3 separate regions of the Homo sapiens genome follow, and regions 2 and 3 are each linked to region 1. The links are chromatin contacts, found by Hi-C or POLR2A ChIA-PET in ENCODE. All regions are on one chromosome and are shown on one strand. Each heading gives the region's core, a stretch centred on a gene start or an enhancer-like site at or near the end of the contact. The rest is flanking DNA. Distances are from core to core; before and after follow the strand shown. Region 1 overlaps NTN4 (netrin 4). Region 2 has its middle 52 kb from the start of LINC02452. Region 3 overlaps FGD6 (FYVE, RhoGEF and PH domain containing 6).

Region 1 (2,700 bases), core at 27-2,526:
AACCTACAATTTGAAAGAAAAAGCCCACAAGTTACTATTTGAAGAGACCTCAATAACCTTTGGGAAGGAATGGACTGGTTCACAGGCACGAGAATAAACAAATGAAAGGTGCTTATGTTTTCTTACATGTGTAATTGTGGTAAGGTATTCTGGATTTAATTAGTGTAAAAATTGTACTTGAAAGATAGACTGAAATGGAAGCATCACTATACAGGAGGTAAAATGAAATAACTGTTTAAGAGAGATCAGTGCAAACGGAAATGCAGAGACTCTTCCTGAGAGCATCATGAGAAGGGGCTATTTGAGTAGAATGTGAAGAATGGCAATAGAGACTGAGGCAAGAGAGTCATCCACCCAAAGCACCTGCATCTCCAACAGCTGAGTAGTTTTCACCTAAGCCAGAAAGAAGGAAAAAAAAAAAAAGATCTGGATGATATAACCCTTTCTTTACAAAGATAGCTGGTTCATTTGGGTAGGTAGCCATGAAACCAGATGCTATCTTGGTAAATGCTTGGTTTGGGTTTTAGGGCAGAGAGACCAAGTTTATTTTTATTCACTCTGTGCTAAAGGGCAATTGACTACATTTATTTTGGCCCATCAGGGAGGAAGGAAGGGCATGCCAATCTTTCAAGAGGTTGTTTACTTTGACAGAGAATGAATTCTGCTTTCTTTTCCATTTTCTGATTTTCCTTTTAATATGGAGAAAGACTATGTAATAGTTTAAAATATGTGTCTTGGCATAAAAGTCAATAAATTTATTGTAAAGGAATTAACTGGTTGTTTCCTAAAAGGAGTTAATTCTGTTCTACAGGCATTTCTTTAAACACCTGTTTCAAACAGTGTATTCTTCTAAAGTGAGGATTTTTTTTTTTTTTTTTTTTTTTTTTTTTTTTTTTACTTAGGGTCTCAGTCTGCCACCCTGGTTGTGTAGTGCAGTGGTGTGATCATGGCTCACTGCAGCCTCAAACTCCTGGGCACAAGTGGTCCTCCTGCCTGAGCCTCCTGAGTTGCTGGGACTACAAGTGCATACCATCATGCTCAGCTAATTAATTTTTTTTTAAAGAGAGCTTATGCTAGAGACAAGACTGCTATAAGCAGTGGTTTTCAAATGCTGAGCCAAGAGGCCAAAAGGCTGAATCAGAGTCACCAACGATGCTTTTTAAAGGAATGCAGATTTCTGTCCGGACGCCCTGTTGGAGATTCTGATTCAGTGTATTCTGGGCAGGACTCTAAGATTGCACATTTTGAGTAAGTGCTCCCTGGTGATTCTGACCCACAGCCAGGTTTGGGAACCAATGACTTGAGGTGAGAGAAGTGGGGCTGTGAAAGTGGAGGCAAGACCTTGTCCAAACCGTTCTACTTTTGACTCAGAGTCTGAGTCTGACTTCCTGATGAAAAATGACCTGAGAGTTTGAAACTGGCCGTGGTGAGAATGTTTCAACCACAGAAATTGCTAAATGGTGTGAATCAGGTCAGGGTTCCCTCCCACCACGAACCCTGCCGCAAAAGCCAGTACACAATTATCTAGGAAGGTTATTCTCTTTTTTCTTTCTTTCTTTTTCTTTTCTTCCCTTTCTTTTTTCTTTCTTTCTTTCTTTTTTTTTTTTTTTTTGAGACAGAGTCTCCCTCTGTTGCCCAGGTTGGAGTGCAGTGGTGCAATCTTGGCTCATTGCAACTTCTGCCTCCTCGGTTCAAGTGATTCTCCTGCCTCAGCCTCCCAAGTAGCTGGGACTACAGGCGCCCTCCACCATTCCCAACTAATTTTTGTATTTTTAGTAGAGACAGGGTTTCACCATGTTGGCTAGGCTGGTCTTGAACTCCTGACCTCAGGTGATCTGCCCACTTGGCCTCCCAAAGTGCTGAGATTACAGGTGTGAGCCACCACCCCTGCTGTCACATTTTAAAAATATGCCTGCTATAGAAAAATCTACCTGTGTTATAGGTTACCAAAGTCACATAGGTGACTTTAAAGGTTTCAAGTGAGTTACTCTAAAAGAGACTATCCACTTTTTGAACAGAGAGATGAGATTCCTCAAAGTACCTCAGTACACAGTGAGAATTACATTCCCCTTTTTCCTTCTGTGCCTGAGCAACGAGTCACTTTGAGCCTCCATTTCTGTTCTCAGCCCTAGGTTCAGCTGGAGAGATTCATGTTTTCCCTTGTGTTTACAGACCTTAAATGCACTGTCCTTTCAAAAATTTTTTTTTCCTAAGCTGTAGAAATAAATTCAGTTTCAGTGATCTCCCCAGTCTTAAAAAAACAAACAACATCCCTGGAATCCTCAGAAGTGATTTCTTGGCATGGTAATGTGTAGTTGATTGTGCTGGGTCCAACAGTAGACTCTGATTAAGGTTGAAATAAAGAGGAAGTGAGAACAGGGATGATTTAATTGCTCACAAGAAATAAATCTATTGGCTAGAAGATTTGGTTCAGGGCCTCGTTTCTTCAGGTTTGATGAATTTATAACCATTAAGTAAAAATGTACACATAAAACCATAGCATTTAGCATGGTGCTTCTCAGGAGAGTGGGAGGAAAAATCTCCTAGAACATTCGTGGAACCAGTAAGTCCTTGGCTTAACCTGGCAGGAAACTAGCTACCTAACTGCAAACAAAACCCCAAGATTAATGCCATCAATATTTGTTGAATGAATCAACATGCCCAGGTACGTATTTTATTACATGTATCATAGATGCTGTG
Region 2 (2,700 bases), core at 179-2,678, 420 kb after region 1:
CTCTCCACGATATATAAAGAACTCATGACTCAACGACAAAAAGAAAACAACCCGATTTAAAAATGGGTCAATAGGCCAGGCGCGGTGGCTCATGCCTGTAATCCATGCACTTTGGGAGGCCGAGCCAGGTGGATCACTTGAGGTCAAGAGTTCAAGACCAGCTTGGCCAACATGGTGAAACCCCACCTCTACTTAAAATACAAAAATTAACTGGGCGTGGTAGTGGGCAGCTGTAGTCTCAGCTACTTGGGAGGCTGAGGCAGGAGAACCACTTGAACCCGGGAAGCAGAGGTTGCAGTGAGCCAAGATCGTGCTGCTGCACTCTAGCCTGGCAACAGAGCAAGACTCTGTCTCAAAAAAAAGAAGAAAAAAAATGGATTAAGGATCTGAACAAATATTTCGAGAAAGATACACAAAATGTCCAATAAGCACAACAAAAGATGTATAACGAGGGAAATTCAAATAAAAACCACAAGGAGATACCATTTCACACCCGCTAGAATGACTATTTTTAAAAAGACAAATAATAATTGTTGATGAGGGTGTAGAGAAGTTGGAACCCTGATACTCTGTATTGCTAGTGGGAATATAAAATGGTTTAACCACCCTGGAAAAGAGTCTGTCTGTCCTCAAAATGTTAACCATAGAGTTATCACAGGATCCAGCAGTTCTTATCCTAGGTGTTTACCTAAGAGAATTGAAGACATGTCTACACAAAAACTTACACACAAGTGTTCACGCAACATCATTCATAATAGCCAAAACATGGAAAAAATCCAAATGTCCATCAATTGATAAATGGATAAATAAAGTGTGGAATACCAATACAATGGAATATCATTCAGCCAAATGAATAAAATTCGGATATATGCTACAATATGAATGAGCCTCAGAAATACTATGCTAAGTAAGAGAAGCCAGGCACAAAAGCCTGTATATGGTATTGCATTTAGAAGGAATATACGAATAAGCAAATCTATAAAGATAGAAAATAGATTAGTGGTAGCCTAGGGCTTGGGGTTGAGGAGTGTTGGGTAAATAAGAAGGATGTTAATGGGTACAGAGTTTCTTTTCAGTGATGAAAATGTTCTAAAATTTATTGTGCTGGTTGCACAACTCTGTAAATATACTAAAAATCATTGAATTGCATACTTTACATGGGTGATATTGTATGGTATGTGAATGATACCTCAATAAAGCTGTTATAAAGAAAAAGATGGAAGAGGAGGGGTGGGGAGGAGAGGGAAGGGAGAAAGGCAGAGAGACAAAAGGGGGAGGGAGGGAAGGAAAGAAGGAAGGGAGGGAGAGAGGAAGGGAGAAAGTTAGGCAGACAAAAGGGGGAGGGAGGGAGGGAGAGAGGCTAAAGCGCAGACTGGCCTGGGACTGGGTTGTGGGGGATGTGTGGTTAGCAGAAGCAGAAGCAGTGGCCACACTGTGGGAGGTCTCCTAGGCCGCAGTATAGAGTGTGCCTTTTGTTGTCATGGCCATGGGCAGCCACTGGAGGATTTTAAGCAGAAGTGTGATATGATCTTATTATAAACAGCTCTGGCCCTTCTGTGGAGACTGGGCTGGGGGTAGGGGCAAGCCTTGTCTGGGGAACTCTTAAGTATCACAAAGGTTCACATGAGAGATTCTGTGTCTTGTACTCGGTCACAGCAGTGAGGAATGACATGTCATGGTCCACAAGCAGGCTCCATCCTTCTCTTCACCTTTGACCCATCCTCAACTCCTCCCCACCCCCTCCAGCTTCATTTCCAAGGGAAGGGGATTACACTAGCCAAGATCATCTTTAAAATTCAGCCTATTTCCTTTGCTGGGTTTAGAAATGGAACTGCCTTACTCCATTCAACATCTCATGTGGTGGAGCAGAGAAGCATGAAAGGGGCATGTGGGAGATAAGACAGTGACTTTCCCAGACCACAGTCAGTGCACCCAATGCAACTAGACTGTAGCCAACTGAGGTTTTGAGGCCAGAAAGGCCAAAAGTGAAAGCTCTTTTCTTGACCTTTCAGTTACCGTTAGGAAGTAACTGCACATTCATGATATTTGGAAAGAGAGCTGCAAGGAATCAAAAGGAAACACCACATTCACTTTCATTACCCCCTGGAGATGAATCACTAATCCTTGTGCAAGGCACCCGGACCTGTGCATCAACTGATTCTCCACGGATGCTGGAGTTCCTGCTTCTGGGGGCCGATTAATGACATTGCCCAGAAAGTGTCACTCAACATGGCCAGTCAGTGTTCAGCTAAAACACTAACAAAAAAGTGTTCTCACTGAAGTGGGTGTAAACTCTCTCCTGGGGGAAAATTCAGCTGTTGTGGGTGTCACGGCTTACCCAATTTCAGAGAGGCTCCTTAAGGAAAAGAGTACAAAATTACAAGTACAAGCTTAGGTATGAAATGAGTATTGACAAATTTTTAAAAAGCTGACAAATACCACAAACACCACAAAATCCATTAAAATAACATAATATTTTCTCTGCTAATTAACTACCTGAGTCACCTCAAGAACACTGTTTTTTCCTACAGTTTTGACTGCATTCCGTCTTACCTGTTCACATAACAACAATGTTGTAAAATAGTTATTTTAGAGAATAGAAAGGTAATCCTGGCTTTCCTCTTGCATGTTTTTTTTTTCTCCTAATGTTGATTTTTTATTTTTATTTTTATTCTTTTTTTTTTTTTTGAGACTGAGTTT
Region 3 (2,700 bases), core at 169-2,668, 500 kb before region 1:
GTTAAAAAAAGCAGCTCTCATGTAAATCAGTGGGGAAATATGAGACATGCATAATCCTTTCCATGCCATTAATGTCCACATGCAACTAGTAAATGACAGGAATCATATTTAACTTGCTTTGAATAGCAGCCACCACCTACCGGACTAAATGCAAATATGACATAATGAATTCAGTTTCCAACCTTTGAAACACCTATTACCTAACCACAAGAGCTTTCCAATCAATGAACTCTTCCTGCATGAAAAATCTGGGGTCTCTACAAATGCTCATTAATTTCTATTCCTATCACTGCAGGTGTCTCTGTGTTTTCCCTCTAAATAGTGAACAAATTAAAGACAGAAATAGTTTGTCCCTTGTGGTCCCTTGGGTAGAAGATTCACAGACCTCTACCAATATTAATAATAAAAAATAAAATAATAGTGAAACCATGGCTCACAGCAAAGCACAACATCAACATGTTCTGATTAAATGTCAGTCTGTCTCAGGATCAGAAAACTTGGTTCCATACTTCAGTTTATCTACAAGTTAGCTCTGTGCCCTTGAGCAAGTTATTCAACCCCATTAAGTCTTAGTCTCCTCATCTGTTAAAGAAAACAATAATATCTATCTTAAAGGACAAAAGGGACGAAATGGTACACGCAAGAGCTCCTAGCATAATGCTGGCATATCGGAAATCTTGAGTAAATCCAAGCGATTACTATTTTTTTTTCTGTTTTTTGAGACAAGAGTCTCGCTCTGTCACCCAGGCTGGATTGCAGTGGCGCTATCTCTGCTCACTGGAAGCTCCGCCTCCCAGGTTCACGCCCTTCTCCTGCCTCAGCCTCCCGAGTAGCTAGGACTACAGGGGCCCGCCACCACGCCCGGCTAATTTTTTGTATTTTTAGTAGAGATGGGGTTTCACCGTGTTAGCCAGGATGTTCTCGATCTGACCTCGAGATCCACCAGCCTTGGCCTCCCAAAGTGCTGGGGTTACAGGCGTGAGCCACTGTGCCCGTCCACGATTACTATTAAGCCTAAAACTCATGCTATTTATGTGAATGGCACTTCTAATCCTTCCTCTTGTCTGGTTCATAGACTTTTGGTGAGGTGGAGTAAAAACTGGATTGATGGGGAGTCAGTTTGGGGGAAGAAAGTTTTGTTAACGTGTATTAGTAGCATCAGATTATTTGTTTGCTGAAAGTTTCTGCCTGGTTTGAATATTCACCTTGCTGAAATCACCATTTTAAAAACAGCCATATAATTCTGTGTTCATATGCATCTGTGTGTGGGGCCTCCTTCCTCACAGCGGTAACAACACTGTTACAAAAGGAGAAAAAAGTGCAATGATGCAAGTAAACCTGAACCTTTGTGCAACAACTAAGATCACTTTCGTCTTCTAAATTTTGCTCACTTTCTCTATAAGGCTTTCCACCCCAGCATTAGAAGCTCCAGGCTGGAGCTCTGGTTTTGGAATTTCCCATTTCTGTGGTGTGGGCAAAGTCGACAAGTCTTCACGGGCTTTGGTTGCATCAGTGAGTGAAGAGACTTTACTGCATGATTTATAATGATTCCTTTAGTTCTAAACTTTAATGATCCTAAGACTATATTTAACCTAAAATCATTAACAGACATATGTTAATTTCTCACTTTTTTCAAACCACTTGATTACACAACAAAAAAAAATCCTTATTTATTTTTTTCTTACCCCCAGACTTCTAAAAGACTAAGATTTCAGAAACTTTTGTTATCAAGCAAATCATACCTGGACTTGTAAACGATTTCATTATCTATCCCTGCCTTCCTCCCCAGTAAGAAGGGCAGTAGAGATGGACTGTGCTTTATCTGCATGTTTTTAGTGGAGCTATGGAAAGAAAAATTAAGTAGTGGAAAAGCTACCTTTTTTTTTTTTTTTTTTGAGATGGAGTCTTGCTCTTTTGCCCAGGCTGGCTCAATCTTAGCTCACTGCAGCCTCTGTTTCCCATGTTCAAGCAATTCTCCTGCCTCAGCCTCCTGAGTAGCTGGGACTACAGGCACGTGCCACAACACCCAGCTAATTTTTGTATTTTTAGTAGAGACGGGGTTTCACCACATTGGCCAGGCTAGTCTCGAACTCCTGATCTCAAGTAATATGCCTGCCTGGGCCTCTCAAAGTTCTGGGATTACAAAAAGCTACATTTCTACACTGAAATCCCTTTCTTCTTGGGACTGTGGGATACATCAAAAGACCAAAAGAAAGTTAGGGAAGGTGGGGATAAGCTACAAATTATTCCTTCTTTATACATTTTGTCGACTTAAAACTACAGTTGCCCAACAATTCAAAATCAGAACTGCTTTTCAGATATAAAACAAAACAAAACAGGCTATTCTAAGTTTATTAAAAACCATATCTACTCTTTAATTTCTAATGTTTCATACGATACTAACATATGCCAAAGTATGTCAACTGTTATAAATGTTATCAAAAAAAACTGACTTCAAAAAATAAATGATCTAAGTAAAACATGAAGTTTTCGACTGAATCCACAGGAGCTAAAAGAACAAGCAGTTACACCATTTCAAACATAAAAAGCCTAAATGTGTTTGTTTTCCTTTTAATTTTTATGGAAACATCAGGGGGAAACTGGTTTTCTTTGTTCAGTGTTTATTATTTCACCTTTCCTGCATCAGAAACCAAAATACTTTGATAAATGGGAGAGTCTGGTAAACAGACCCTTGAAGAT

What was found. Hi-C counts contacts between places; a loop is a spot of excess contacts on that map. ChIA-PET counts read pairs that join two places held with the same protein, here RNA polymerase II (POLR2A). Pooled maps may share reads with other maps.
Region 2: a map with no recorded cell type shows a loop between it and region 1 (20-fold over the local background). The contact joins two enhancer-like sites. A Hi-C loop is called at or near these places in 3 of 37 single-sample maps with no recorded cell type and 4 of 50 pooled maps.
Region 3: a loop to region 1 is called in a pooled map, with 2.3 times the contacts of the local background. The contact joins two enhancer-like sites. A Hi-C loop is called at or near these places in 1 of 37 single-sample maps with no recorded cell type and 1 of 50 pooled maps. POLR2A ChIA-PET finds 5 or more read pairs at or near these places in 3 of 52 experiments (GM10248, PC-9 and activated T-cell).

Annotation. Positions count from the first base shown.
Region 1 is chr12:95,699,220-95,701,919 of GRCh38, forward strand. All of the region lies in intron 5 of NTN4 (netrin 4), which reads right to left. Among named protein-coding and RNA genes, the nearest start is that of NTN4, 90 kb to the right of the region's middle. RefSeq lists enhancers at 1,103-1,172, 1,223-1,272. Within about 2 kb of position 1,277, at least 6 of the 41 ENCODE cell types and tissues checked have a DNase peak (open chromatin) inside an H3K27ac peak, as active enhancers do.
Region 2 is chr12:96,119,448-96,122,147 of GRCh38, forward strand. No RefSeq gene overlaps it. Among named protein-coding and RNA genes, the nearest start is that of LINC02452, 52 kb to the right of the region's middle. Within about 2 kb of position 1,429, at least 3 of the 41 ENCODE cell types and tissues checked have a DNase peak (open chromatin) inside an H3K27ac peak, as active enhancers do.
Region 3 is chr12:95,197,738-95,200,437 of GRCh38, forward strand. All of the region lies in intron 2 of FGD6 (FYVE, RhoGEF and PH domain containing 6), which reads right to left. Among named protein-coding and RNA genes, the nearest start is that of FGD6, 18 kb to the right of the region's middle. RefSeq lists enhancers at 394-895, 896-1,395, 1,051-1,150. Within about 2 kb of position 1,419, at least 4 of the 41 ENCODE cell types and tissues checked have a DNase peak (open chromatin) inside an H3K27ac peak, as active enhancers do.